2 separate regions of the Mus musculus genome follow, and region 2 is linked to region 1. The links are chromatin loops, found by intact Hi-C in ENCODE. Cell type or tissue: gastrocnemius. All regions are shown on one strand. Each heading gives the region's core, and the rest is flanking DNA. Links, peaks and the distances in the headings are about the cores only.

Evidence for each region. Hi-C counts contacts between places; a loop is a spot of excess contacts. Peaks named below come from ENCODE experiments on the same cell type or tissue, not always from the same donor. Only the 100,000 strongest peaks of a DNase experiment are listed, where the experiment ranks them.
Region 2: it touches region 1 in a loop (3-fold over the local background); 3 of 42 quality-filtered maps call a loop at or near these places.

The regions. Positions count from the first base shown.
Region 1 is chr11:51,809,616-51,825,095 of GRCm38, reverse strand. Jade2 (jade family PHD finger 2) reads left to right here. Exons shown (of 13, transcript NM_001357588.2): 10 at 1-153; 11 at 3,900-4,017; 12 at 6,468-6,599; 13 at 7,396-11,648. The coding sequence ends at 8,201. Among named protein-coding and RNA genes, the nearest start is that of Gm30110, 38 kb to the left of the region's middle. In gastrocnemius, for the core only: CTCF peaks have their summits at 4,047 (motif pointing left), 4,953 (motif pointing left) and 7,150 (motif pointing left); DNase peaks (open chromatin) are centred at 4,037, 4,940, 7,135 and 7,596; H3K27ac peaks cover 311 bases.
Region 2 is chr11:52,121,248-52,136,727 of GRCm38, reverse strand. It overlaps Mir3061 (microRNA 3061), which reads right to left and starts at 9,982; the gene lies at 9,892-9,982. Ppp2ca (protein phosphatase 2 (formerly 2A), catalytic subunit, alpha isoform) reads right to left here. Exons shown (of 7, transcript NM_019411.4): 7 at 13,979-14,826. The coding sequence ends at 14,754. In gastrocnemius, for the core only: CTCF peaks have their summits at 6,069 (motif pointing left) and 7,331 (motif pointing left); a DNase peak (open chromatin) is centred at 6,896; H3K4me3 peaks cover 1,516 bases; H3K27ac peaks cover 1,936 bases.

The sequences.
Region 1 (15,480 bases), core at 2,698-10,697:
TACCAGTACTGGAAGTTGAAGCGGAGAGCTAATGCCAACCAGCCGCTGTTGACGCCCAAGACTGACGAGGTGGACAACCTGGCCCAACAGGAACAGGATGTCCTCTATCGACGCCTGAAGCTTTTCACCCACCTGCGGCAGGACCTGGAGAGGGTAAGTAGCCCTGGTGGGTCAGGGGCCTTACCTCTTACTCCATGTGCCCTGCCCAGTTTGAGCCTTTGGTAGGCTCCAAAGACTCAGGGGGCTACCACAGACCCCTCCAAGGACAGGTGCCACCCATCTGAACATCTAGAAAGAGGTGGGAGAGCCTACCTGGAACTCTGTGAAGTCTCTTGGGAGCTTTAGACAGAGGAAATCCTGGTGGCCGGGGGTGGGGGGGGGGAGGGTTGTTCTGGCCAGGCATGTTTGTGCTGGCCAGAACTGGGAGGGCAGGGGTGGGTGGTGAGTGAGACTCCCATGGCCTGCCAGGCAGAGAACAGGGATTGGGAGAGACTCCCATGGCCTGCCAGGCAGAGAACAGGGATTGGGACAGATGTCACACACTTGGCATTGCCCCACAGAGGCATTCCAGGCCTGGCCTGGGTGACTGAGCCACACACACTTCCGTCTTTACTCTAGGAGGCAGGACAGAATTGTGGCTTGTGGTATATTTGGGGCTGAGGGAGATGGACATGTGTGTGTTGGGGGAAGGAGGAGGTTTCTAGAAGACTGAAGAAGAAAGCTATCAAAGATAGCAATAAGACCCAGCTCCAGGGGTCCAGCCTCAGTCCCTCTGGGGGCTACATGTTGGTAACTTTGACTAACAATGCAAAGGACCAAGTGCTCTTATGGGGGTGGGGCAGGGGTTCTCTGCAAGGCCCCATAGTGGCAGTGGCCTGGCCAGCAGGCCCAGTCTCTAACCATGGCCCAGGGCCAATAGCTGAGAGTAGTCCACCTTTGCCTGGGCACCAGGCCAGCTTGGTCCTGCTCCTGCATTGAAGGGACAGGGCAGGGCTGGAGTTAGAGGCCTTGGGTGGTCTGGCCCTGTACTGATTCTGGGCCCTTTCCCCTAATGGGTGACTTTCTGTTTCCTTTTCCTTGAACTGGAAGTAAGGATCCAACTGACCTTGGGGTCAGCGTTAGGGGGTCATACAAGGACAGTGGCCTCCATCTCTTGGAGTCACACAAGGATAGTGGCTTCCACTGTTAGTTGTGTTGTTTGAAGCTACCTTCTCACCTGGTAGCCCAGGCTGGCCTCACCCATTCCTCCCAAGTACTAGGATGATAAGGATCTGAGCCCGCCCCGCCCCTTCCTTACTTCAGATTGGTATTTTTATTACTATTGGCCCCATAAGCAGTTCAGCTCATAGAAGAGAGGTGAAGCCTTATATTCTGAGAGTGGGCTCCACAGAGCTGCAAGGCCTGGTGCTCCAGCACGGGCATCTTCTCTGATGGGTCAGGAGCAGAATTGCCACCAGCAGAAAATCAATTTTACGGCCAACCCAAAAGATACACTCTCCTACAAATTTCAGCCGCAGGCCTGGACCTTGGCAGGCAGCGTGGATGGGCACGGCCACCACAGCGTCCAGAGTTATTCACGGCTGACAGAAAGATTGCAGTAGTGGACATCAGCCTGCAGATGCCAGCTCATGTCCCCTAGCAACCGCTGACTATTAGGCCCTGCAGGACATGATTGTGGTTCTTGCTGGAAGAGTTTATTTCAGTGACTGAATGGACCTTGTGTGAGACCCAAGAGGGTGGCCGGAGCTCTCGGTCATCGGAGATGAGTATGTGGTAGCCTCACCCCTGCGTCCCTCCAAGGATGGAGAGGAACCATGGGAAACAGACCCTTTCCTTTTCTGATCTCGCTGTTTGCCTTGGGGTCCCTGGCCAAAATCCTTAACAGCACTTGGCTGGTGACACAGTCACTCTGTCCACCCAGTCAGTCAGCACTCCATTCTCCAGGTCTTTGTCTTCATTCAGTCATAATCAAGCATGGGCCCACCCCAACCCGAGATGACTTCATCTTAGCTACTTTTATCTTCTGAGACCTTATGTCCCATTCTGAGGTTCCCAGCAGGAAATCTTGCGGATTTCCACCCATGTAGAGGCCATCGAGGCCCTGGAAGGTGTAAGTTTGCCAGGAAGTGGTCTGATTTGCATTTCAAGAGCATTGCTGAGGGATTGTTTTACTGTCCCTGTGAAAGGATGGGGGATGGGGAAGGGTGGAACCAGGCTGTGAAGAGAGCTGGTATCTGCCACAAGGAGAGACTGGTGCAAATGTACTGATAGGTCAGTTGTGGGTGTGGACCAAGAGAACAGGTAGTGGGGATGAGTCCAGTTTTCAGCCATAAGTCTTCTACAACTCCCCTTTGCCCGGAGGGTGCACCCCCAGGGCCTGCTTACACCCCCCCCCACCCCTGCTGGTTTTGCCTCTCCTTTCTTTTTCCAGTACACTGTCACCACCTCCTGCTGGGCTAGGGTGTCCCGGTTTAGGCCATCTGCTCCAGGGAGTTCTTCCTGCCTTGCTGGGTGGCAGGCAATAGGAAGAAAGAGATGCTGGCCCCTATACAAATTTATTCCAGAATGGAGGAAGGCACAGAGCCAGGCTAAAGTGCAGGAGGAGAGGGGTGTGAAGAAGAGGTTGATTGGAAAGTGGGTCATGGTAAGAGGTGCACAGGCTGCTACCAGTGGTTCAAACCCAGGGCTGTCCCTGGAGGAAGAGGCTGGACATGGGAATTGATAAAGCTGGAGTCAGCAATGAGTGAACCCTGACGGCCTGGTGTTGCCAGTGCAGGTGAGGAGTACACACACACACACACACGCATGGAATGTCACAGCAGAGTACATGTCACACGGGATGTCATGGCAGAGTCCATATTGAATCCCTCCTGTGATGCTGTCCGCCGCACTGGACCTCCTAGGATCTCCTTCTCAAGTAGTCTCAGAAGGGAAAGGAAGGTCACACCTGATAAAGATCTGCTCATACTACCTCGAGCTAGGAAGGCCGGAGTCATAGGAAGGAGAGGCAGAGGTTCAACTCAGAAATCTGCCTGCCTCTGCCTGCCAAGTGCTGGGATTAAAGGCGTGCGCCACCACACCTGGCTGGAAGGAGAAGCTCTTAATTAAAGGTAACTCAGGCAGCTAAGTAAGACCTGAAGACCACCTGGCAACTGTGTAAAGGGAGGCCTGAGTGGGAATAGGATCCAGGCTGAGCAGCTATGGTCAGTAACTGTCCCTGTTTCTGGAAAACTCCACATGAGCCCAAAGGTGATACCAGATGGAGGGAGCGTCTCCAGGGCTGAAGCCTGGAAGTATGTGAGAGAGCAGTCCTTAGGGGATAGAGGAACCCTGAACAGGCAGTGACAGGTCCACTTCATATCCTGCCAGCCAACCTGAAGAATGTGTGCCCGTCCTCTGGGCTAAGCCAGATGACTTCAAAGCCTACTGTAGGGACTCTAACCAGCTGGCCCAAGGGAGTCAGGGGCTGCTGTCCTTTATAAAGTCAGGCATCATGTTGCTGTGGATATGGGAGCATTGGCCCAGGGGGCAAGGCCCTGGCTCAGGTCCCGGGATAGCAGGTAGACTTGGAAAAGCTATTTTGCCAGATTGTGTTCATTTGAAAGTACAGTGATACCTGTGCCTTGGGACATGCCTGCGTTTTGCCATGATGGTTGTATCTGCTGCAGAGTTGCTTTGCTGGGAAAGGCGGGTGTTAGGCAGGAAGAGAGGGTTGCCAGCTCGAGACCAGATACTCCCTGCATGCTCAGGGTTTCGGGGTGAATTCTCAATTGTCTTAAGGCAGAGGGGAGGCAGCAGCAGTGGCTGGTGTTCAAAACACTGCTTTTTTTCCCAGCGGCGAGGCCCCTTGAGATGGCCAGCAGTAGGTGAGGTGAGAAATCTCTCCTGTGTCCCTTCAGGTAAGGAACCTGTGCTACATGGTGACAAGACGGGAGAGAACGAAACACACCATCTGTAAACTTCAGGAGCAGATATTCCATCTACAGATGAAACTTATTGAGCAAGACCTTTGCAGAGGTAGGCACGGCGCCCCCTGCTGGGAAGATGTGTCTATGCGGCCTGGAAGGGCCTGGGACCAGAACCCTTCAGTCAGGTTCCTTCTCACGGACATAACAGATCCACGTGGGAACCAGTGAAGGCCGTGGTTGTGCTGATAGGCGAGAAAACAGAGTTTGGACTGTGGCTTTCAAGCCTCTACCCTCAGGGGCATCACTGGGATAGCCCAGTTCCATCCACAGTGGCTTAGCTTGCACAAGGACAGGTGCAGACCACAGTCTTCCTGACTCTGCTGGGCTCAAGACAGGTCAGAGCTGGCCAGCTCCCCTGAACCCTGGTAAGCGTAGGGTTCAGTCTTCAGGAAGGCAGCTGTGTGGAGATGTGGCTGTGTCGCCCTCTCTGTGGTGTCATGTGATGAAACTCAGGCTCTGATCAGATGTGTCTTCTATCCTTTAGGTATAACATGCATTTAGCAGATCGAGAAACCAGGAGCAAAGGTGTTGACATTGGCTTAATTGGATAGTTATGGAGTCTGGACATGTGAAGGGAAGATAAGCTTAACACGCACCCCCCCACACAGGAACATTATTTACACTCAGACGTTGAACATACACAGCAGAAGGCAGCTAGGTAGAGAGAGCTTTGGAGATATGCCTGCCGCTACCGACTCAGCTTGTGGGTCATTCTGGGACGTGAGAAGAGGAGGGAGTGCTGCTGCGAGTCTTCAGAGGGAATGGTTGCCCCTTTTCTGCCCGTAGCTGAGTTGCTCCATTTACCCTTTGGGATCGCCAGCATTCATCAAAGCCAAGTGTGGCAGTACATACCTGTAGAGGAGGGGGTCTGGAGGTTCAGGGATTTAGTACTGGCTGCTCCTCCAGTGGCTATGGCTTCAATTGCTGGCACCCATGTGGTAGCTCACAACTGTCTATACCTCCAGTTCCAGGGCATCCAGCGCCCTCTTGTGGCCTCTGAGGAACTGGGAATGTAGCTTACTTTATAGGGCATGAAGCCTCCCTGGGTTTGATCCCCAGCACTGGCTAAAACCAGATGGTGCAAACACACATCTAATTCTAACCCTTGGGAGGTAGAGGCAGGAAGATCAAGAATTCCAGGTTATGCACTGCTACTTAGAGAGTTCGAGACCATCCTGGACTATGTAAGAACCACTTTCTTACACATAGTTAGTTTACATAGGTGTTGTCTGCATATTTGTACATGTGATACATGTGTCCCTGGTGTCTGCCTATGAAGGTCAGATCCCCTGGGACTGGAGTTACAGATGGTCACGTGCCACCGTGCAGGTGCTGGGAGTCAAACCCAGCGTAATCAAAGGGGACAAAAAGAGAGAAGAAAATGACTGTTGCTAATGACAGAGGTCAGCGTAGGTCACGGCCCCATGGAACTGACAGTCATGAAGCCTACCCAAGTCCAGAAGAGAGGAAAGTGGGGTCCCAGGCTGTGCAGTCAATCATGGCACACGGGGTGGAAGCGATGAGGGGAACTCTACTGTACTTAGAGACCACACACAAGTGTCAGTGTTCAAGGAGGCTGAGGGCAGCACGGTAGGAATAGCACCTTCTGTCATGGTCTCCTATACACCAGAGGGTCTGCACCCTAACCTAGAGTCTGAGGACCCTTCAAGCTCCTTGTGAGTAGGAACCATTGTTAAGAGCATTGCATTGCCAATGCCTAAAGTTGATGCACATGGAGGAGAGAGGGGCTTAAGGAGGCTGTAGGGTAACCAGGGTGAGACATGGAGGGCTGTAACCAAGGTGAGACAGACATGTAAGGCTGTAACCAGGGTGAGACAAACATGTAAGGCTGTAACCAGGGTGACACATGGACGGTCTAGGGGCCTTGTAATACTAGGTGTGGGGTCTGAGTTACAGGCCGGGAGACTGAGGTCTAATTAGAGGCTCTGGGGACTGAGAAGAGCTCAGAACACAGAGCTCTGCCTTCTTTTGACATTATTCCCAGAAGCCTTCCTGCCTCCCTGCCCCTGCTGAGCAGCCGGGGACTCATCTTTTGCAGACCAAAGGGCAAAGGACCACATACAGAACCCGCACCTCCTGTCTTGTGCTTGGCTGCACAAACAGGACTGGAGGCTGAGGCAAGGAGCTTGGCTGTGGTGTCAGGCCCAGAGTCTAAGCCTCTTATGTCCACATCACGATTCTCTGCCCTATGTCCAGCTCCTTACCCTAGCATTTGGTCCATATAGCATCCAGTCACCTTTTCCACTCAGTAGAACTCTCCAGGGTCTGTGGGGTTTGTAGTCCAGTTCGTAGTGCACTTTGAAGTCTAGGTCCCACAAGGACTTATTATGCCTTCCTCTATCCTTCATAGAGCTGTGGGCTGCCCCCGCTGCCCCGGTTTCTGCCACACTGACTCTGACCTTGGTACCACTGTTGGTAGACCCAGTTGATAGACGACCCATAGGCAGCCACTCAGGTTTAACTCTTTCTCCAACACAGAGCCTTCTGGGAGGAGGTCAAAGGGCAAGAAGAATGATTCAAAAAGGAAAGGCCGAGAGGGTCCCAAGGGCAGCAGCCCTGAGAAGAAAGAGAAAGTGAAGGCTGGGCCCGAGTCTGTGCTGGGGCAGCTGGGTAAGTGAGGGGCCCTTGTGTCCTGGCAGACGCTGACTTTACCATTTTCAACTTCACCCAGAAGAGGGCCAAGCAGCGTGAAGCAGAGACGGACCGCTTAGGCCCTTCCTCTTCCAGGGCTCACAGTGGCTCCGTCTCACGCACAAGAGATCCCAAGACACTCTGGCTAGATAGAGCTCTGCCAGCTCTGGAGCTGCCCTTGCCAGGGTGCTGGATGCCCCCAGAGGTCCCTGGAAATCACCTCTATGCTGAGTGGGCAGGACTACACTGCTCGCGAGGTCTTTATCCCTGTTCCACCCTTCCTGAGTCTCCACCGCTCTTTGTGCCTTGCCCCCTCAACCCAGCCACACAAACCTGCTGACCTTTCTTGAGCCACCCAGAGACCAAGAAAAGTGACATCAGGTTCCCTAGTCACTGCCACAATTTATCTCAGTAAAACCGGGCCCAAAACTGAAGGTCCTGGCCACCCTGGGAGCTCGCTCTATCAGGTGTTTCCTGCAGGCTGTTGGAGGCACTGCCTGTAAAGATGCAGCGCCCCCTGCTGGCCGGTCTGCTCTTGCCACTGAAATGCTTACTGTTTGAACAAGGAACTAACTCACCACTTCCTCCTTTCCACTCCACAATTTAAAAAGCTGGTCCTGGGGTCAGCCAACCTGGTGAGCAGGGGCTGGCCTCTGCTACTTGGTGGCACTGGTGGGATGCGTGGACAGAACAGGATGGCTTGCCTGGGTGGGTCGGTTGTCTTGAGCTCACACACCTGTGGCATCTCACCTGCCTCCTGTCTCCCATTCATCAGGTCTATCCACCTCGTTCCCCATCGACGGCACTTTCTTCAACAGCTGGTTGGCACAGTCGGTTCAGATCACAGCAGAGGACATGGCCATGAGCGAGTGGTCTTTGAACAGTGGGCACCGGGAGGATCCTGCTCCAGGTCTGCTGTCAGAGGAATTGCTACAAGATGAGGAGACGCTGCTCAGCTTCATGAGGGACCCCTCGCTACGACCTGGTGACCCTGCCAGAAAGGCCCGAGGCCGCACTCGCCTGCCTGCCAAGAAGAAACCATCCCCGCTGCAGGATGGGCCCAGTGCACGGACCACTCCAGACAAGCAACCCAAGAAGGCCTGGGCCCAGGATGGCAAGGGGACGCAAGGACCACCCATGAGGAAGCCACCACGGAGGACGTCTTCTCATTTGCCGTCCAGCCCTGCAGCTGGGGACTGTCCAGTCCCAGCAACACTGGAAAGCCCTCCACCACTGGCCTCCGAGATACTAGACAAGACAGCCCCCATGGCTTCCGACTTAAATGTCCAAGTGCCTGGCCCTACAGTGAGCCCCAAACCCTTGGGCAGGCTCCGGCCACCCCGAGAGATGAAGGTCAGTCGGAAATCTCCGGGTGCTAGATCCGATGCTGGGACAGGACTACCGTCTGCTGTGGCCGAGAGGCCAAAGGTCAGCCTGCATTTTGACACCGAGGCTGACGGCTACTTCTCTGATGAGGAGATGAGCGATTCTGAGGTAGAGGCAGAGGACAGTGGGGTACAACGAGCTTCCAGGGAGGCAGGGGCAGAGGAGGTGGTTCGCATGGGGGTGCTGGCCTCCTAATTCACCCAGGCCCTGCCCTGGTCCCCCTACAAGGCCTCAGCCCAATCACAACTGCCATTTCCAACTGCTGAGTGTCTCAGACCCACCACTCTGTCGTGGTTTTATTTTTAATATAGAGAGAGTTCTGAATTCCACCCCGTTGTCTTTCCTCTGTGCTGGCCTAGGACATTAGGATTCCTCCCGTGGCCCCGGCCACGGGGGACTATACCAGGTTCTATGTGCCACCCCGGTCCCAGCCCATGCCACATCGCTGGGCTTCTGGCTTGATGTAGACAAGGTGAGGGAGAGAGCTCAGGGCTCCTGCCCACTGCCATTGGGTGACACAGACTGTCGTTTGGGCATTATTTCATGGCAGATGGGCCATCCCAGGGCCTGCCCCGCCTTGTCCCCCCAGGTTGCACTGGGGTCCATTTTGGGTGGGGAGGTGTCCTGCTGCACTCCGCTGATCCGTAAGGAAGTATATAACAAGTGATACCCAGCCAGTCTATTCACTGTCACAAGCACAACGAGTCTCTATGAGAAAGCACTGAGGGGGCGCAGGGGGCCCACTGGCTCCTGAGTAGCCCACACCATCTGAGGCCCGCCCTCCCGCCCGCCCGCAACCCCTCCTCCCTTGCTGCTCTGTCCCTGCCAGTGCCCAGCCCAAGCAGCTCTGAGAAAGGGTTCCCTGGATCCTTCCTGAGCTGTGTTCTTTACTCAGGGGACTCCCCAAACGGTCCTCCCCGTGTACAGGTGGAGGGCTCCAAGGGAGGGCCAGTGCCCAGCCCGGGACTTGGGGCTCAGATCAGCCCACTGCAGAGAATCACTCTGGGGCTCTAACTTCCTTCTTTCTTCCTTTGGGGCCAGTCTCGGCCACAGTCTTGCCGTCTCCATTATGGAGCTGGCCAGACCAGACCGTTTGCCTTTTGACGTTTCCTAGTCCTGCTAAGAGATGAGCTTCCTCTTCGGTTTCCTGGTGGAAACATCCTTCCAACAAGTGTAGTGGGATCCCGGGGCCCAGGGCAGGCCGAGGCTGGCCTGCTGTGGCTGGTTGAATGTTGCTGGATCTTCCTGGATTACTCTGTCCCTTAGCGCCTTAACCCCTTTCCTTCCCTACTGTACGCCCCCCCTTCCTACTCCTTCCCAAATCCTTCCTCCTCCAAGCCCCCAGGTAGTACTGAAGAGTTTTGATGGAGTGGCCCCAGGGTGATAGATAGCTCAGGGAACAAAGGAATTCCGTGAAAACATTTTTTTTTTTCTTTTATGAATTACTCTTGGGTCACTTCTGCCACTGGGAAAGCCAGAACTTCTCCAACCAGAACCTTGCAAAAGTCCAGTGAACCAGTCGAATCATTCTGAGAATGCCAAAGAATCTTTTGACCATAATACACAGCACAGCCCGGACCTGACAACTGTCGACTTGAACTTCCTCTTCAAAGGAATTGGTTAGCAACAAAGTTCAGAGACTCGGTTATTGCACACACCTACAGAGAAAGGGCCCAAGGCCTCAGAGGAGGCCGCCGCTGCTGCTGCTGCTGTTGGTTTACGGTCCCTGGGCTGAGCCGCTGTGAGTGTGGTCCTAAACTTTGAGGACTCCCTCCCCCTTTTGAGGGGGGGAGAACCCTGACTGTGAATCCAGCGTGGTTCCCCCATTGCCACCACTTAGATACACAAAGAGCAAAACACACGGGACCTTCACCCACCTCGACTCCAAAACTATCAAGGTACGACAGTGAGTTTGAGCAAAATCAGAAGCAAAGATTAATGACTTCAGTTTGGGGATTGGACACACGTGTCTTATCCAAATGGACTCCGAGGGCGTGGGGTGGGCTCCAAGGATCCTGGGCATCCGGATGGCATCGGCTACCACATAGACTTAGTCTGCCTGCCCGTCTCGGTAGTAGTGACAACTCAGTCGACGTCGGCATCCCCCGCCCCGTCTCTTGTTTACTGCCTCTGAACAGACCTTCCTCTCACCTGTGCTTTGAGTCACTTCGGGTCGCAATTTCATCTGCTGAACTGCCTGGTGGTCTGACCTGTGGGACACGAAGGGCATGGGGGCTTAAAGAACAATCAAACGCTGCAGGGGGAGGGAGGGAAGCCCAGTTGTTGTCTGTGACCCCTTCAGTAGACCGAGCCCACGGCAGTCTTCATCCAGCAGCTGTCTCCACTCCTAAGATGTCCATCAGGCTGCAGGGAGGATGCGGATGTCCCATAACCTCTCCCTAGTTCCTCCCAGGCCACACTGTCTCGGGTGTAGATGGTTTTGCCACACTATGACCAAGGCACCTTTTCCAGGCCTGAGGCAATGCCCACTCTTGCCCTCACCCACAACCCCTCTCTAGAGAGGGAGAAAGGACTCTGTGACTCGTTCTGGCTAACGTACCCCTTCCACCTCATTTCCTCATCACAGGATACAGGCTAATGTGCAAGGAAAGTATTTTTCTGTATCATAAGTGTATTTTGAAACAAGTAAAAGAAAGATAGAATGCTCGTTTACTTTATTAAATGGGCTCTGATTTTGTGAAAGGCGAGAGAGTGAGTTAAGGGCCTCAGGTTTGTTGGAGAAGCCAACCACCCAGGTTCCCGGGCATGGGTGTCGGACTGTGTGCGTGCGTGTAGCAGAGTGCTGTGCAGGTGTATGTGCAATGCATGGGTACCCTATGAAACTTGTTGGGGTTTCTAGAGATTCAACTGCCTGATTCTACAGGAATATGGCAGCAGGTTAGACTTTGGGTTTCCTCACCGTTGTCATGTAAGGTCACCCTTTGCCCATACCTGAAGCTCTGCATAACAATCCGTGATCTCTGTAGTAAGACCCTTGAGGCCACTCTCCCGTGCCCTTGGCCCAGCTGGCCACATTGGCCAAAGAGCCAGAAGTGTTGGAGTCGGGGACCTTTGGTTGTTCTTTAAGCCGCTTCCTGCTGCCTTCTCCCAAGGATGCACGCTTGTGCTCCATCCAAATCATTTGGGGATGGTGGTGGGGAAGGTGATATGAATGTCACAGGAGGAGACACCTTCTGTCTTTGTTTCAAAGAAAGTGATGTGCCATTTGTTAATATACAAGAGAAATATTGAAAAAATATATTGAAAAGAGCAATTTTAAATTATTTTTGGCTTATGTTGCAATATTTATTTTCTTGTATTAGAGAAGATTTCTTTGTAGAGAAAAATGTATTTTTCATTACCGCAAAGACCTATTTCTCCTTTTTGTACATTGTCCTTGTTCGCGACCCTTAACGAGCAATAGAATGTTCGGTCACCCCTGCGTGGCCAGTGCCCACTGTGCCCTGCATGATTGTGTTGCTGCTGCTGCTGCTGCATAGTTTCTGGCCCCGTCCCGTCCTGCTCACTCACTGGGGCATCCGGATTGCCGGCCCCCACCAGGGTCTGTGTCTAAGGAGCCCACAGCACTCCTCATGTGTTGGCAAACTCGGTTAATAAAGCAATGTTCTCTGTGCTGGCTGCCATGACGTTCTGTTGTGTTAGGTGGCTAAGAGACCTAGAAATCCCATCGCGTGCCTCCGACAGTATGCTCGGCAAGAGTCCCGAGTTCCAGTGGCGCTTGCAAACCTTCAGCGCACACCACTGGCTACACCTTAGAGGGAGGGAATGTCGTGATCTTCAGGGTTAGCCCCTGGCATTCAGGGTCAGCGAGGAGATGGTTACCTGAGATCAAGCCTCCAGTAAAGTACCATATCAAAGGTCGGGTGCAGAGAGAATGGCTCTGAGGGAGTGGCACCATTCCTTCCTGTAGTAGGTAGTACCTTGACCACATACTGCTAAGGTGCTCTACCCACCCAACCTCTCGGTGGAAACTCCAGGAACCGATGGAAATAAGTGTGACATAAGATCCCAGCACTTGGGAGGAGCAGAAGCCCAGTACATAGCAAGTTTGGGGGGTGTTGGAGAGGTCATCTGAGGTCAGTCCCCCTAAAACTTTAAGAAGCTGGACTCAGTGTGCCCCTAATCGTCAGTGCAGTTGTGTACTGACCTGCACATGAGCATACTTGGACACACACACACACACCTTGTGTAAATTAAAACCCCAAACTCACTATACACAGCCACCATGCTCCTTGGGATGACGAATACTATAGTGACAAAGTAAATCGAGTTGCTTATTTCTAGAATGTTCCCTTTAATATCTCTGGATTGTGGTGAACCCCAGGTAGCAAACAGATAGTGAAGCTGCACTGGGCTGGGTACCATAGCTCTGTGGGCAGAGTGCATGCACAAAGCCCTGGGTTCAGTTCCTAGCACTGTCTTAACTCGTGGGATAGAGGATATAGGTACATGACATCGTGTAAGTGGATTTCCTCTGAGGCTGGGTTTCATGAGTTGACGTGGAACTCTGTAGAGTTGAAGACGACTTTGAGCCCAATCTCCTCTTTCTCCTCCCTCAGTGCTGGGATGACGGTGACTACCACACCTAGTCCATGCAGGACTGACTCAGTACCATCACATGACCCTACGGGGGGGTGGTCGGCCAAGGGGTGAGAAAACTGGGGTCTCTGGGAACATGTCCTCAAAGGGAGTATTTAGACCTCAGCCCTTTCCATTTTTCTTGACTCTTCTAGTCATAGAAAGAGGCTTTTGCCATGCACTGCCCCCATGATGCCTTGCTCCACGGCCCGAGAGCAACAGAGCCATCTGACCTCAGACTGAAACCTACGAAATCATGAGTCAGATAAGCTTTCCATGTCGCTTGTGTCCTCACAGTGATGGAGATGAATAGCAGGATGTGTAATCATTTCTTCTTCTGAGACAAGGTTTAGTCAGCTACATAGTCTAGGTTGGCTTCAATCCCACAATCCTCCTTGTCTCAGCCTCCTAAGTATCTGGGAATACAGGCACAAGCCACTATATCTGCATCATATTAGAAATTTAGAATAATTAATTATAAGAGACTGATGTAGAAGGTTGGTTGCCAGGGATTGGAATAAGAAAGTGAGGGGTTGCCGGGCAGTGGTGGCCCACGCCTTTAATCCCAGCATTTGGGAGGCAGAGGCGGGCAGATTTCTGAGTTCGAGGCCAGCCTGGTCTACAGAGTGAGTTCCAGGACAGCCAGGACTACACAGAGAAACCCTGTCTCTGGAAAAAAAAGAAAGTAAGTAAGTAAGGGGTTGTTAAAGTGAGGGGTTGTTTGGTGGGCATAGTGAGATAGGAAATAGCTGGGGTTCGGGGAGCTGATGCGCACAGATGTGTATATGGTTAACATAACGTGCTGTACTTGGAAACCCCTTCATTTCTTTTTAGCATGATGTTAGCCCAAAGGCCAGGAAGCAAACATTTAATATTATTTGCTCAATTGTTCTCAATTATATAATTGTCGCAATTTGGTAAAAATGATAGAATGTAGGGGCTGGAGAGATGGCGCAGCGGCTAAGAACACTGACTGCTCTTCCAGAGGCCCCCTGGTTGATTACCAGCATCCACGTGGGTGCTCACAACCATCTGTAACTTCAGTCCCAGGGCAGCTGATGCCCTCTTCTGGCCTTGGTGAGCATTGCAAGCAAGTGGTGCACAATAAATGCAGATTAAAAAAAATCACCATACACATAAAATAAAAATGAAAAAAATAAAACAGGGTAGTGGTGGCACCTGGGAGGCAGAGGAAGGCAGATATCTCTGTGACTTCAAGGCCAGCCTGCTCTGCAGAGTGAGTTCCAGGACATTCAGGGCAACACAGAGAAATCCTGTCTCAAAACAAACAAACAAACAAACAAAAAAACAAAACAAAAAATCAAGCACTCTTCTACTTAAAAATGAGACACAACTGCTTTGTGGCAATGACAAATGCATGTTAGACACGGGAGTGCTCGCATTGGAGTCTCGGGAAGAGCTAAAGGGTGGAGGGCTCAGCTAGCATGAGGGAGGCTCAGGTTCTGCCCTCAGCATCGCAAAAGAAGGCGGGAGAGCAATGAGGTGAGTCGGTGAGCTAAGACACATGCTGTCAGGAAGAGAAGAACTAACTTCTACAAGTTGTCCTTTGACCTCCACACATGTGCCTTGATGTGTACATGGCATGCCGGTACCCACAAGAATGTTTAGGAAAAAAAAATTATTGGGCTGGAGAGATGGCTCCTGAGTTAAGAGTGATTGCTGAACTTCCAGAAGACCCAAGTTGAGTCCCCAACTCACAACTGTATCCAAGGATTCAACACCCTCTGGGCCTCCACAGGCTCTCTCTCTCTCTCTCTCTCTCTCTCTCTCTCTCTCTCTCTCTCTCTCTCCAGGATTTTCCTGTGTATCCCTGGCTCTACACTATAAATCAGGCTGGCCTAGAACTCACAGACATCTGCCTGCCTCTGCCTCTTGAGTGCTGGGATTAAAGGTCTGAGCTACCACGCCCAATTAAAAAGAAATCTTAAAAAAAAAAAATCCACTGGGCCTTCCCTGCATACTGGCAACACCCTTAGCGTCTCCCAACTTCGACTCAAGGCTCCTTTTTCATCATTAATCCCATATCCACCTACCTGGCTTTCTGCACAGTGGGTTAGGAAAATCCTCCTGACCCAGGAGGGAGAAACTCTTCAAATCCCAGCCCCTTGGACAGAGTTTATGCTCAGAGGGACCAGGTGTCTTGTTACTGTTCTATTGCTGGGAAGAGACACCATGACTAAAACTTATAAAGAAAGCATTTAATCTGTGGCTTGCTTGCAGTTTCAGAGGGATAGCCCATAATCATCATTGACTGGGGACCAAGCATTCAAATATATGAGCCTATGGAGGGCATTTCCATTCAAACCACCGTGACACCAGGCCACACCAGATGAGAGCTGCTGCTTTTTTTTCTTCTTCTTCTTTCAGATGTGTGTGTGTTGACTGCATATAAATATGTGCACCACATATCACACACATCCCTGGTGCCCACAGAGGCCAGAAGAGGGCGTCAGAACTCTTAGAACGGGGATTAAAGGAGATTGTGCTCTGAGAAAACAATGCTCTTCTAACCTCTGAGCCAATAATCCAGGTCCTTTAGAAGGCTTTTAATCTAGGGGCATCTAGACTCAGGCAGGGAAAAAAAAAAAAGATGGGTAAATTTTAATCCATGCAGCCTGGGTCTTTTGCCCAATCAGAGCATTCCATGGACCCCGACTCATCTGTTGCTAAGTGAGAAGTCCATTGAAAGCATAGGATTAATTGGGGAAGTGATCAGTCATGGAGCACTTGCCTAACATTCATAAGACTCTGGGTTCCATCCTCAGCATTGCTAGGGGATGACGATAGGGGGTGGGAACTAAAACCATCTGAGGGGCTGATAGTGATGTGTTAGCGGACATACCACACCAGGCCA
Region 2 (15,480 bases), core at 3,186-11,185, 310 kb before region 1:
AAGCCCAATACATTAGCAGAAAGTAAAAGTGGGAGATTTCTGACCTTGAACTCCAGGTATGTGCTGAATGCTTGAGATGTTTACATTCATGGTAAAAGAAATGCGTTAAAAAATATTGTGGTGGACAATCAGCAATGGGTTCCATTGTGTTCTGTCTCCAGTTTCAGGGCAAGGAAATGTTAAACTCATGGAAAAACCATTTACTCCATTAGAGTCTTTCATTTTCTATTTTGTATACACCTTGTACCTACTCCATATGCAGCATGTAGAAAATAATTCAAAAAATTTACTTGCTTCTTTTTCTCTCCAATTACTAAAATAAGGGAAATCATTTTTAAATATACATGGTGAAGGTAGACTTAAAACTAAGGTTCTTATATACACACTAGATAGTTGCAAGTTGATAGGAAATGAGCAGTCAGGGCTGTTGTAATAAATTAAGAAGAATTTCTTGGAGGGATACACACACAGGAAACTCATCACAAATGGAGACTGTGTTCTGTATGCAGAGTCACAGTGAAAGCAAGACTTTTATGAACTCACGTTTTGAATGCCAGCTTACTCTGGCACATCCCAGTTTGGAGCACTTGTACTGAAATTTTGGGGTGTGCTCTTACTGAATTGCTTGATAGAAAAGACTTTCAGATTATCTTAAAAACTTAAAGACTAAAGTGCAATGTGGTGTGGCTTGCAGTGTGAAAGACACTGGAGCCAGATCAAAGTATGGATCTGTATAAGAGCAAATGGGCCAGAGCACTGATGGGAAGGTGCTTTGGTGCCTAGGTAGTTTCAATAGTATCCTTAGTGACACAGCCCTCCTAGAGGAGCCATGTGCAGCAGCATCCTGATCTGTAGCCTCCTCTCCCCATCCTGAAACCTGTTTGCTCAGGTTTCAGTATTAGAGAGCATCAGGGCAGAGCTTGGCGCCCCATCGTCCTGCCACTCCCACTTCCTGCCTCCTAGCTGTTCCTGAGCCATCACGCGTTCACCTGCAACCTTACTCCAAGATGATTTGGCCGGAATCGGGTCCCTTCCCCTGCTTCATAACTGAGTGACATAATAGTAAAATTTGAACCTTGATCAGAATGACTGCCTTGGTTACATCTTTCTCTCGCGCCACCTAGCCTCCCCTCCCCCTTCTCTTCCAGGTTTCCAAGATGCCTTTCCAGACTAGAACCCAGATATGTGAGCCGCTGGCCAGACACAACATCTGGCGCCCACGTGGGACTGAGAAACGGCAGAGGACATTTGGAAGAAACACTGCTGGTTTGGAGCTCCATAGAAGAAGAAAATAATTAAAGGAAATTCATACCGGAGAAGGTCGGTATGAGCTAAGTTGAAACAGCGTTTAACCTGAGTGCTAATTCACTTAGGTTCAGCAGTAAGGCACATCAGGAGCTAGGAACGCAACAGACGGTTAGCCGTAGCTCCCAGAAGCTACATTTTTAGACGTGAGAAAAGAAAGGGTTTATTAAAAGGAAATTAATAATCAGGCAGATGGCCGCAGTAAAAAAACTGCATCATGCGGAAGGAAAATGTCCCAAAAAGCAGAGAGAAATTTCAGGAGTGCCATGCTTTGTTCTCTCTGGGCTTTACAGCAGAAGTACTTTGCCCCTTTTGTGTCTTGTCTAATGTTTGGTGCACCAATCTGTTCTCGTGTTCAATTCATGTATGTTCGTGTCCAGTCTGTATGAATGAATGTTCTATGTTTTATGTTGGGTAATAAAGATGGCCAAAAACAAAACAAAACAAAACAAAAAAACAAAAAAACAACTTTATCTGCAAAGCCGAGAGCTGCCACGTGCTTCAACCAGGAAACAGACACATGGCAGGAGGGCCCCTGCTGGAAAAACTAGGACAGCCAGGGCTATACAGAGAAACCCTGTCTCAAAAAAACAAAAAAACAAAAAAACAAAAACAAAAAAAAAAACAAAAAAAAGAAAGAAAGAAAAACTGTTCGTTACAGGAAAAAAGGGAGAGTCTACAGCCTCTTAGTTTCAGGGTAAAAAAAGCTGATGAATGGTTTTTTTCCTGGAGGGTTCTCTACAATCATGATTAATATGTTTGGCAAATGATAAAGTGCTTTTTATTCCATGATTGTAGCTAGAAAAATTAATATTCTCTGATTGGTCTAAATGTAACTGCTTCATTTGGTTCTTTTTTTATTGGTAATGTGCTCTGCGTGGTTTCACTATCAGCTCATAAGTTATGGATTAAGATTAATAATTGTTACATTGCTACGGATGGTTAGTCTTAAAATTGATAACTCAAGTTTAATGTCTTTCCAACACGTGGCATAAGGCAGGCCAAGAGGCTGGGTCTCTAAAGATATTTCTAGTTAAGCCAGATTCAAGGGAATTTCACCTGGCCAAACAAAGATGATTAGGAAGGAGTCCATCAACCCTCCTCTGCTGTTCCTAGAGGAAGTTTGGCTGTGTGGCTTGAATGTGACTCTGTTTGACCTGCCGGCTCATCAGAATAAGGCTCTCAACTTATTTATGAAGATATTCATAGACATAGAGACCCACAGCCAGATGAATAGATGAGAGCTGATTTTTGTAATAAACAGAACCAAGTATGGAAATCTCAAAGTTCTGTGCACCAGGGAAGGTAGAAGGAGGGATTCATTTTTTAATAGATTAGCATTAGGAAAGTCAAGATCAGGACAGGATGAGATGTCATAAGCCAGCTAACACTGCCTTCATCTACTACAGATATCCTTCTACAGAGTCTGAAGTTCACCTCCGAATCCGAGTAAAGATCTGAGTGTCAAAAATATGGCTTTATTTAAAAAGAAGAATAAGAATAAGAAGAATATGGCTTTATTTTTATACAGTCTTGTTTTAGAACCCTTCCTTTCTTTTTCAGATTTTCTTCTGAGACAGTCCCAACCTCCCCTCTTCTAAGACCTCCATCCAGTCTGAGTGTTGGATTTAAGGGAGTAAAAAAAAAAGTCTTTAACCTTTAACCTAAGGCAGGACTTGGAACACAGATTCAAACCAGGGTTTCTTTGTGTAATCTCTTTTCCAATATAAAACCTCATTATGGTGTTTAAAGATGTCTGATCCACAATTCTACGGATCTCCGAATCTGTATATTTAGCCAGTGTTGGGAACTGCAACATATTCAGTATTCTGTGACCAGTGAGGACTATGGAGTCCTTTGCTGCTCTTAGCATTCTAAATTTGCCAACATCCAGTAATGCCTGAAAAGAAAATGTGGGCCTTTGGGAAGCAAGTGTATGACCCAAATGTAATCCCATGCCTTTGATTGCTTCGTCATGAAGAGAGCAAATGGGCCCTTCACACTCAGGAAATTCTCATGCTGGACTTATTTTCCTCAGTGTCCAGGGGACAGTCAGTTGGAAGGAAGTCTGTGCTCACCTGTGTGCTCCCTAACGGGGCCTCCGGGCCTCTTACCCAACCTGCACTCCCATAGAAAGGCTTGAGGCTAACCAAACCCTGAGCCAGTGTGACCATAGACAAAGCCACACTGGAACACGCTATGGGATTAGAAGTAATGTGTGCTGCACAAGTGTTTGTTTGGGAAATGAGCTTAATTGCTCTTCTAGAATGAAAATATTGGGGCTGAGGAGATGAGTCAGCAGGGAAAGTCCATGCTTTGATAGCATAAAGAACTGAGTGTGGATCCCACAACCCATGTAAAAGCTGGGTCAGGTAGAGCACCCATCTATAATCCCAGCACTGCTACAGTGAGATAGAAGTGGATTGAGAACCCTTGGAAGTTCACAGCCAGTGAGACTGACAGGTACAGGCATGAACAACATGAGACTCAGTCTCTCAATCAAGGTAGAAAGTGAAAACTGACACCCAGAGGCTGCCCTCTGACCTCCACAAGCCATCTCTCTCCATCTCTCTCTCACACACACACACACACACACACACACACACTCACACACACATACATACACACAGAGAGACACTCACACACACTCACACACACACATACTCACACACAGACACAGACACACACACACATACATACACACACACACATACATACACACATACACACACAGAGACACTCACACACACACATACATACACACACAGAGACACACACAGAGACACTCATACACACACACCACTTGAATATGTTTCTCAAGGGTATCTTCCTTCCATGATTACCAAATATGGGAATGAGTGTTGCCACAGGAAGAGTGGAGGAAAATATCAATGAGGGATGAGCAGGTATCACAGCTGAAGCACCTGACCTTGGAATGACAGACACAGGTGCAGTGCAGGAAGAGTGGGGAGAGCTATGCTAAACACAGGGAGTCCCTGGCCTCAACATTGGGTGAGCATTAATGCGTCCTTTCAGGTGTTTGTGGTTGTTGTGATTCTGTAGATGAGTCAATTGCAGTAGGGCACTGGGGCTTAGAAAGCAACACTCATCCACCAAACAAGGGACTCACAAGCAGGCACCCAGGGGTCAAAGGCCTGCTTAGGCAGAAGAGTCAGCCTATCACTATGATGGGACAGAGAAGTAAAACACCTTGGCCTTGAGGTTGTATAGTTTGGGAGTGTGCCTTTGTACACCGTATTCTTGGATTTAAGAGTGTCTTTATTAATTCATTCAGCAACCCTTGTTGAATATTTCTGGAATTTTCTGAAGCACCTTTGTGATTTTTATTCTTGTATTTTTGCTATTTTGTTGTATTTTTCATTTTGGGAAAGAAACACTATGTAGTTTAGGCTGACTTCAACGCCATTCATTGCCTCAGCCTTCAGATGGCTAGGATTATAGTGTGCTATGCACAGGAGTAGGTTGAGAGCTTTTAATGTCAATCAAATCCTGTCAATCAAATCCTGTCCAACTGTCTTTTGGGTTTTACGGCTAAGTAAACTAAAACCCACACAGGGGAACTTTCAAAATCTGTAATAAAATCCATGATTGAACTCGTCTGCATGGATCTATCCATGAACTGACTATAGAGATCACACAAATCAAAACAGCTTTGTTACACTAATTAAATGACATAGATAGACTTTGTGTTTATAATTCATACTTTATCAAGTTTTTCAAAGTGTCAAGATATTATTTTGAAATTATTAAATCTGCATTGACAGATTGTTCATTGATGATCATCTCTCTCAGTAAACTTGACAAGACAAGGCAGAAATCAGTCCAGCAAAAACTATTCGTAGTAAACACAACAAAAAGCTCTCTCAAGAAAAGGGTTATTTCTGTTATTTCACATACTTTCCTGTAATCTTAATCTTAATTGTAGATTAATATGATTGATATGATGAGCTGATATGACCTCATAAGCCCAGCACCTGGGAGGCTAAGGTAGGAAAGAGGACCTGGAGTTGTAGACTGGCCTGGTGTAGAGCAAAACCCTGTCTTAGGAAGAAAGGAAGGAAGGAAGGAAGGAAGGAAGGAAGGAAGGAAGGAAGGAAGAAGGTACTGGCTGTTATTCCAGAGGACCTGACACCTACTCACAATTATCTTCAACTCCAGTTCCAGGGAATCTGATGCCATCTTCTGGCCTCTATGGGCAATTTAAGTGTATGTGTACACACCCACACGTACAAATCTGTATCACAGATAAACACAAACATAGATTTAAAAATAAAAATAAATCAAAAAGAACAAACAGAAGACAAGGTGGTCTGAGATTTGTTTTCCACGGAACTGGGGATGAAACCAAGGCCTTGCACACAGTGGGCAGGCGCCCTGCCACCAAGCCCCAGCTCCAGCCCCCAAGATGCTCTTTCAAGTTTTGCTTATGGGAGCACAGGAAGGGGCAGGCGCTTAAGGCGTTTGTTTCCAGGAGCATAGAGAGCTGTGTTTGCATGCTGGTAGGATAGTCCAGTGCAGGCCAAGGTTAGAGGTGCCGCTGCTGCAGGCTGGTAGCTGTGAATGCAGGATACAGAGAGGCGTTGGTCTGGCTGTGCTTTGCAATATTAATCAATGACCAGCTCCAAAATTAAGAGTACACGCTGCTCTTGTAGAGGACCCAAGGTCAGTCCCCACCATTCATATGGGACTACTCACAATCAGTAGCTCTAGTTCCAGGGGATACGACACCCTCTTGTGGATTCCTCAGGCACCTGCACTCCCATGTGCACATATGTGCATGTACTGTGTGGGTGCATGTGTGCACAAACACACACAAAGTCAATTGAGATAGGGGCTGGAGAGATGGCTCAGTGATTAAGAGCATTTGCTGCCCTTGTAGGGGACCTGAAATCAGTTTCCAGCACTCATACTAGGTGCCTCTGGAAAAATCAATAATGTCTTCTGGCCATTCTGGGCACCACAAGCACATGGTGTAGAGACAAGCAGGAGAAACTCACAGCCTGATGACCACCTGAACTTCCCTCACACTCATATGGTAGAAGGAATTACTACAGGTTGTCTCTGACCTCCATGCATGTGCACCACAAGTAGTATAAATAAAACCTAGTTCAAATAGGTGCCATTGAGACAGGGAGTTCTGGGCACAAACTCTGGAGCACAGGATCTGTGACTTGTGCCAATAGTCACAAGAGCCAGCCCGCAAAGCTTCCTTCATGTCTCCCTAAGGTCCAGTCACAAAACACAGGTCACTTTCTCTAAACTTGAAAGCTATGTGCCTGCCCTTCAAAGCCCACTAAATAATTCCAGCAAAGGTAGGGGCGCTTGAAAGCCAAGGTCTCCCTGAGAATGCTCTTGTAGCAGGCCCTTCACTGCTCTGAATCAAGCTGATTCGCAACTAAAGTATGCCACACAAAGTGTCTGGCACAGTGAAAGCTCGGGGCTATGCAACTCCTCTCTCAGCAGCAGCTTCGGTATCACTGCTCTTGACTCCTCTGCATTCACTTACCGTCTTCAGGGATTCTTCCTTCTGCATGGAGTACTGATGTAAGCTAGTTCATTATGCCAGCTGTGCCCCGGGATCCCAGCACCAAACTGAGCAATTGGTGGAAACGGCAAATCACTTTATGCTGTGCTTCTGACGCAGGGCCATCTGCCACTCAGGCCGAAGACAGAAATGTTCTAGTGTTTCTAGGTAGCTTAAGCAAATAATCTCATTTCAAAAGCCTCACATACCCACAGTCCTATTTTTAAAGTGCTGGTTTCTGATTTCTAGTGTTCTGCATACCTCCTCCTACCCTGAGATAAACTTGGAAACTCAAGTCCTACAAAGACAATCCTTAAGATTCTGTTTTAAGGAAACCTCTGAGACAGGCTGGAAGGATGGTGGCTCAGCAGCTAAGAGTGCTGACTGCTCTTACAGGGTCCTTCCCCGGTTCATTTCTCAGAAGCTCAGAGCTTGGAGGCTCACAACTACCTGTAACCCTAGCTCCAAGAGGATCCAACGCCCTCTTCTGGCCTCTATCGATACTGGCTTTCAGGAATGCATTGTACCTTTCCCTCATGCAACCCTCCAACCCCCAAAAGCCTGGGTGTATGGTGGTGAATGCCTTAATTACAGCTATTTGAATCTCTGTGCATTCAAGGCCAGCCTGTACTACATAACAATTTCCAGGGCTACACAGTGAATCTCTGTTGGTATACCACACACACACACACACACACACACACACACACACACACACACACACCACAAACACCTATCTGTACATCAATGTATGTAAGAGAGGTCAGTTGTAGTGGTGTGCATCATAATGCCAGCTGGTTGGAGGTGGAGGCAGGAATGGGAATTCAAAGCTTACCTCTGCCACATAGTGAGTCTCAGCACAGCTGGTATGACCATCCAAAAAGAACAACAGATGGGGATTCAAAGCAACCTTCCAGCTTCCAGCAGCTCAGACTGGAGACTGAGAACTACTACTTAATGAGGTTGGGGATGGGGAAACACACATTCATGACTGTGCATGAGAAGAGACACCCAGAGACTGACTGTCTTATGAAGACGGGTGAGAAAAGTACATCAGCCATGGGCCTACAGAGCCCACAGAGTCAGCGAAAGAGACACTGGAGACGAAACAAGCAGAGGATGCAGCAGCCAGGAGCAGCAGCAGCCGTCCATCTGGCTACACTGGGAGCTGTAGACTGTTGTTTCTTGGTGTAAAAGCAGAGTGCAGCAATGAGGATCACAAGGTCAATTCACTCTTGCTGCACACTGAGACGACAGAGACCCTGAATTCCATGCACAATCACAGAATACAGTGGGAGGGGCTGCAGAGATGGCTGAGCAGTTAAGAGTAACTGCTGCTCTTGTAGAGGAGCTGAATTTGGCTCATCACCCACATAGCAGCTCAACCCACTTAAAAAAAATTATCTCATGTATGACTACAATGTAGCTGTCTTCAGACATACAGAAGAGGATATCAGGTCCCATTATAGATGGTTGTGAGCCACCATGTGGCTGTGATTCCTGGGAACTGAACTCAGGACCTCTGGAAGAGGAAACAGTCCTCTTAACCAGAGCCATCTCTCCAGCCTGACTCTAGGAGATAAAACACCTATTTCTGAGCCAGGCAGTGGTGGCGCGCACCTTTATTCCCAGCACTTGGGAGGCAGAGGCAGGGGGATTTCTGAGTTCAAGGACAGCCAGGAACTGAGAAACCCTGTCTTGAACCCCCTCTGCCCCCCCCCCATTTCTGACCTCTGTGGCCACTACACTCCTGTGCACAAACAAACCCACCGACACACTGATAATTTGAAAAACCACCTACAGATGTGGGTAATGGAAGCACAAGGCCCTACTATGATACCCTTGGTCCTTTATCTCCCTTCCCAACATGCACTTCTCTAAGGGCACCTGTCACAAGGAACTTCAGTACTCTGAGAACAGGGACAGCCCTGGTTACACCACTTGTACTGATCAAATAAATGGCTACAACAGCAGGGTGAACGTTACCTAGCTTTTACTCTTGCCAGCAGCCCAAAGGATAAGGAGGGATCGTTAAGACTGGCAAGAGTTAACTCACCCGTGTTAGACCACCACAGAAGGGACTGTGCGACACATCAGGAGGTGGTATATTTGTTTACAGTTTATTGAGTACAGTATAGGAATGTAGCACGCTGGTCAGTAACTGGAGTACTGCCTGCAGCACATTGTTCTAAGAATTTCATACCGGAGTACAACCCACTAGGATATGCCCCCCACCCCCTTTCCGACTGGCTGTCTTAAATTCATTTCTCTTTTCACTCTGAATATTCTATTTATTTTTGCTTTCCATCTCTCATCTTCACTTGTAGCTCTCTGGCCATCTTCCTTCTGCTCCCACCATTCCTGTTGTCTCTGGTGGTCTCATGGTGGATGCTTTTCACTTCCTCTGCTTGTTTTTGAGGTTATCTTGGTGGTTTCCATCTTCCTGTGACACCTTTTGGTATGCTAGGAGCAGCTCTGCCACTTAGCCATGTTCCCAGTCCTCGCCTTATGGTACTTACCACCACCCATATGGACGTTATCCCCACGTCCATGGCTCAATAGGTGGTCCTAACTGGTGTTTTGAGAGGCAGTGAGACATGGCAGCTGGCAGTTGAATCACAGGGTCAGGCCTTTGATGCTTATATCTTCTTTGCTTCCTATCTCTCTCTGCTCCTCCTTCCTCCCAAGCCATTACTTGGTAATTAACTCCTCCTGCTGCCAAAACAGCCCTCACCTCTGTTCCTTTCTCACTCTGGCAGACCATAACCCTGAAACTGGGCCAAAATGAACCTCTCCTCCCCTAAGATGCTCCTGTCAGGCATCTATTGACAGTTACATAAAACATATACACTACTACACCACAATGACAAGCATTTTTAAAGACTAAAAGACATAAACATCCCAACCCAATGACTGGGATCCAAGTGGGAATGGCTAGAAAGTAGAAAGGGGCATGGGGCTCAAGACCCACTGCTTGGCATCCATCCTATAGCCACAACAGAAACTCCAGGACAGGGAGACCTACCGAAAAACACCAATGCATGCACCGTGGGGCAGTGGACTATCAAAGGTAGCCTTAGCTCAAAGGGGACCACCAGGCTACCTTTCACGGCCCACTGCCCCACAGTACACAATATATCAAGGTACACTCATCATTGAAGCAGCAAAGAGGGATCTAGGTACAAGATCCCTCAACGTAACCCAACACTTCATGACAACTTCGAGGTACGTCCTAAAAAGGTTGCACCTTGAACAGTCTCCAACATGTGACTGACCTATATACCCCAAAGGCGTGTAAAGCTCAACCAGAAGACAGAAATAAGAAAGAAAGCAAAACGAACCCTTTAAAAGTTCTACTCTGTCAAGTAAGATTGCTGGACGGTGGTGGCCCACACCTTTAATCCCAGCACTTGGACAGAGGCAAGTTTTCTCTTTCTCAAGTTTTGTTTTCTCTCATTATGTAGCTTGGCTGATTTGAACAGAGATCAGCCAAGCTACAAAAGATGATCCTGTCTCAAAACAAAAGCAATCCATACAATCAAGGTACAGAATGGAAATGAGAAAAATGGTGATGCATCACAGTATACCACACACACGTATGAAAATGTCACAATGACACGGTATCTTTACAGTTCTACCATATAGAGACTGGCAAGGGGCATGGTCAAACACATTTACAACCTTGCAGAGGTTATTTTTAACATAGACACAATTGTGGAAAAATTAACCCAAAAGATTTAAGTCTATAAAATGTAAAAGCAGTCAAAGAATTATGAGATTATAGGGAAAAAAAAAAAGGTTTAGGTCAGGAGAATAAAATCCACTTCAAAATTAAGCCTATAAATTATTGGCTGTTACGCTGGGTGTGGTGGTGCACGCCTTCAATCCCAGCACTCGGGAGGCAGAGACAGGCGGATTTCTGAGTTTGAGGCCAGCCTGGTCTACAAAGTGAGCTCCAGGACAGCCAGGGCTATACAGAGAAACCCTGTCTCAAAAAACAAACAAACAAAAAATTGGCTGTTTCCAGGAACACAGTAAAAGCCAGTTACCCCAGAAGATACCACCAGTACCACAAAATCCAGCTGTAGTTACAATGGTTATTTACTTTTAAGACAGGATTATGCTGGGCACGGTAATATATACCTTTAATTCCAGCAACTGGGAGGCAGAAGGAAGTTCAAGGCCAGCCTGGTCTATATTGTTTCAGGACAGCCAGAGCTACATTGTGAGACTCCGTCTCAAAAAGATAAAAGACTGCTTCACCATGTATCCTGGATTGGCCTGGAACTCAGAGATCCATTTACCTGCCTCTGCCTCCCAAGTGCTGATATCATAGATGTGAGTCACCATGCCCCACCCAGCAGTGTTCTTAACCCTAGACATACTATGCTCCTAATAATTCAAAGTAAAATATGTGGGCATCAAGATTGAATACCACAGAATTAACTGCGGCTCTTCCAGAGGTTGGATTTGGTCTTTAAGCACTCACACCAGCAGCTCACAACTCTGAAGCTCCAGAGGACCTAGAGGCCTCTGTTAGCACCACACACATAAACAAAACAGTAAGTCAAGAAAGGGAGACACTGTGCATTTGTAATGAAGAAAGGCAAACCGTCTCCCAATGGTCACTGAACATTTCAAGAGGCTCAGATGTGCCATTACACAGGCAGGTGGCAACCACACCACCACACTTTTGTTTCATTTCAAATAGCTACAAGGACCATTATGATAAATGCTTGAGGCATACATAGCCCGACTTGACACAATGTACAAATCTCAAAACATCACCTGGAAACCTTAGATAGTACATTGTTTTTGTTTTACTAAAACCATTATACATATCTTCTTCAAGTACTCAAACCCAACAGTAAGCTTTATAAATTGTTTCAAAGCAACCTTTTAATAAAAAAATAATAATTTATGTGCACATGAATACTGATGTCCAAGGAGACCAGAGGTGGATGTGGGTCCTCTTGAAGAGCAGTGTGTGTTCTTAACTCTGGCTCCACTCGCCAGCCCCTAAATTATCTTTTTTGAAACATCTGTGTGTGTGCATACATCACCATTTGTGCATGGAGGCCAGAGGACAACTTGCAGGAGTTGGTTTTCTCCTTCCACCACGTAGATCCCATGGACTGAGCTTGAGTCTTCAGGGTGGCTGCTAAGTGACTATGCCTTTACCAGCTGAGTCACCTTACCATATCCAAAGTACACTTCCCTGTTGAATACTCACTCTTAGGCACCGAGATCCACTATCTGCCTCCACAATGCTGGGTGACACATGTGTCATTATATACAACTTTTAGAGATGGAACCCAGGGCACAGTACATGTGCTAGGCAAGTGCTCTACCAATGAACTACATTTGTAGCCATTAACACGTCTTTTAAAAAGACTGATCTTTATTTTTTGTTTGAGTGGTTTGCCTGCAGGCATGTACACCACATGTGTGTCTGATGCCGTGGAGACCAGAAGAGAGTATCAGGGCCTCTGGAGTCGAAGTTATAGGCAGCTGGGGGCTACAAGATTGACTGCTAAGCACCTGTCCAGACTTCTTGACAACACCCATTTTTGATAATTCTTTGCTCTTAATCAAAAGACTTAAAAAATTATGGCAATCTCATTATAGTGCCCATTAAAATTCTCTCATTTGAGTGATTCCCTTCCAACTATCATTTGATTTTTTTGAAGAAATTATTAAACTCACACATTTTCACTAATTTTACATCAGGTTAAAGTATTAACATTTTCAAATTTCAAGAGAAGCCTAGTAATTGCCTCTGAATGCTTTTAAGACCACTCACTCTTTGACACAAGCCCCATTCTGAGAATCTGTATGTACATGACATGTGTCAACTATAGGAAAGACTCCATTAGAGCCCTCTTTATCGTCAGGATCCCCAGTGCAGCTGCTTGGTGTCTACCTCCCTCAAGTGTTGGATCAGAAGTGCTGTACATTAAGTCAGGCATGGTGGCATATATAGGCAGTATCATCCATGAGTTCTAGGACAGCTTGGCCTATATAGCAAGATCCCAGCCACTCAGGGCAACAGAAAGACTCTGTTGCCCTGCCCTTACCACAACCCACCCTAACAAAACAAAACAGTGCTGTATATAGATGTTACTTGTTTGGCCAGGAAGAAAAGACGAAGTAGCACAAATAACAGGCTGGAGAATGTGTTTCTTCGAACTCAGAATAAAAAGAAGACACCTAGAAAAACTAAGGTTTTTTGAGACAGGGTTTCTCTGTGTAGCCCTGGCTGTCCTGGAACTCACTCTGTAGACCAGGCTGGCCTCAAACTCAGAAATGCGCCTGCCTCTGCCTCCCAAGTGCTGGGATTAAAGGTGTGCGCCACCAGTACCTGGCCTAGGGTTTTTTTTGATTTAGAAAATTAACTCACAAACTGGCTTGTTTTTTTTTTTTTTTTTTTTTTTTTTATACAGGGCAATACTGTAACTTCACTGTTGGTTCCAAATTCAACACAGTACAAAGCAAGGAAACATTTATTTACTACACTCACACAGTAATGATCAAGCATCCTCATGTTTGCCCAGATAGCTTAAAATAGCAAATATTCAGTCCCCACAAGAAGAACTGTCTTCGGTTTTAAGCCAAGTCAAAGAATAGAAGGGAAACCCATTACTCGCTGAGCTTGGCACTCAGGCACCATTCTCGGACCTGGCGCAAACATCAGCCCACATCAGCATTGCTTCTACTCGGCTTCACTGCTTTACCAGGTAAGGAACACAAGCTAAGGTTCTAACACCTTATCCAGACAAGTTTAACTAACTCTAAGATCACATGACTTGACAAGAAATATACAAATGTTGGTTAAGAACTTACCGTTCTGTCAATCATTTTAAAGAGTCCATGAAATATACATAGCAATATATTTGTAACCAGAAACTACACTAATTAGACACATCATTTAGTTTGTTAAGTTCTACCTGAAAACATGCCATTTTAAGTAAAATCCTAAAAACATAACTCTCAAGTTCTATGGTTTAACAACCAAGTCCCACTAAAACAGCACAGATTTCCTTTCACAAGCGCAGGCCAGCAACAAGACAAACTGCGGTATGTCAGACAAACAGGTCCCCAAGTTCTTCTGAAGAACACCAAGGAGTTGCCAGAGAGGTTACACAGTGGCCTTGATCTTTATTTTTCTTTACCTGGGATTCTACAAATTCTGAAATTGATCAATAGATTTATCTTGTTAATAAACAGCACCAGTCGTGCCCACTGATACAATTCAAACCTGACTTTCTCAGTTCTCAAGTTTATTATGAAAACACTGCGGTGACTTGTGCAGTAACATCATCTTACAGGAGGGAAACAGTTCTGTTCAAAACAACTCACCAGGTTTTCTGACAGTAACAAAGAACAACGCGGGGCTGAGATTTGAGAAGGGGAGAAACTGAGTGCAGACAAATCATACAATTAAATTAATGGTATCCCTGAAAGAAACACAACAAGAGGGGAGGCCTTGGTACTTATTTAAAAATGTTCATTAAGCTCCAATGATTGTTTGCTATCCTCATCTACAGTCATGCTGAGTAAGCTACAGCTAAGTGAAGTCAACTGGACTCACGGGTGTTAATGTTTAATCCTATATCTGCAGTCTCTCAAGAAAGCAAAAGTAACTACAAATAGCGCTATGCCAGAAACTGGATTCTTGACCAACAATGTCGCGTCAGCATGCAATGAACTGGTTCATTCTAAAGTGGTCACGGCTGTTGATGACAAGAGGCTTTGTATTTTATATGGCACATCTTTTGGTCCGTGTGAAAACAAGTTTTTGAATGTTAACTATTTTCTGACACTTTGGAGTTACTGTTGCTCTTCCCATTTCCATTAGGTCAATATACGGTTCATGGCAATACTGTACAAGTTTACATTTTCATTACAGGAAGTAGTCTGGGGTACGACGAGTGACATGTGGCTCGCCTCTACGAGGTGCTGGGTCAAACTGCAAGCTGAAAAACAAGGAAGACTCAGTGTTACTACTCCAGAAGATACCATGTAGTTAACAAAACTAACATCTTCCAAATTTTCAAATTTTCTTCCCCATCCAACTTCAGTACATTTTAAAAGAATAGAACCCAACTTTAATAGACCTAGGTATATTGGGGCACAGCTCTAACATTACCACTTGGGAAACTGAGGCAAGAAAATCACAGTTCTAGACCAGCTTGGGCTACAAACACATGGTTAGTTTTAGCTGTTAACCAGACACAAGAGAACCATTACCTGGGAACAGTTCTAACTGAGGACTAGACTTATATAAATCAGGTTGACCTGTGAGCATGTCTGTGGAAGACCATCTTAATTGATGTAAGAACACCACGCCCACCGTGGCTGTTACCATTCCCTAGGCAGAGAGCCTTCATCTGTTTAAGAATGAAGAAAGCTAATTGAGCATAAGCAACAAGCAAGGGCCCACACACTTCTCTCTGCTTTGTTTTGTTTGAGTCATGGCTTCTTGATATAGCCCCTGAAACTCTGTATATAGACCAAGCTGGCCTCACTCACAGAGTTCCTCCTGCCTCTGGTGGAAGGTAACATTACATCTAGGCTGTAGATGTTATTTGAGGAGCTGCTTCTAGTTCCTGCCTCAGCTTCCCCTCAAT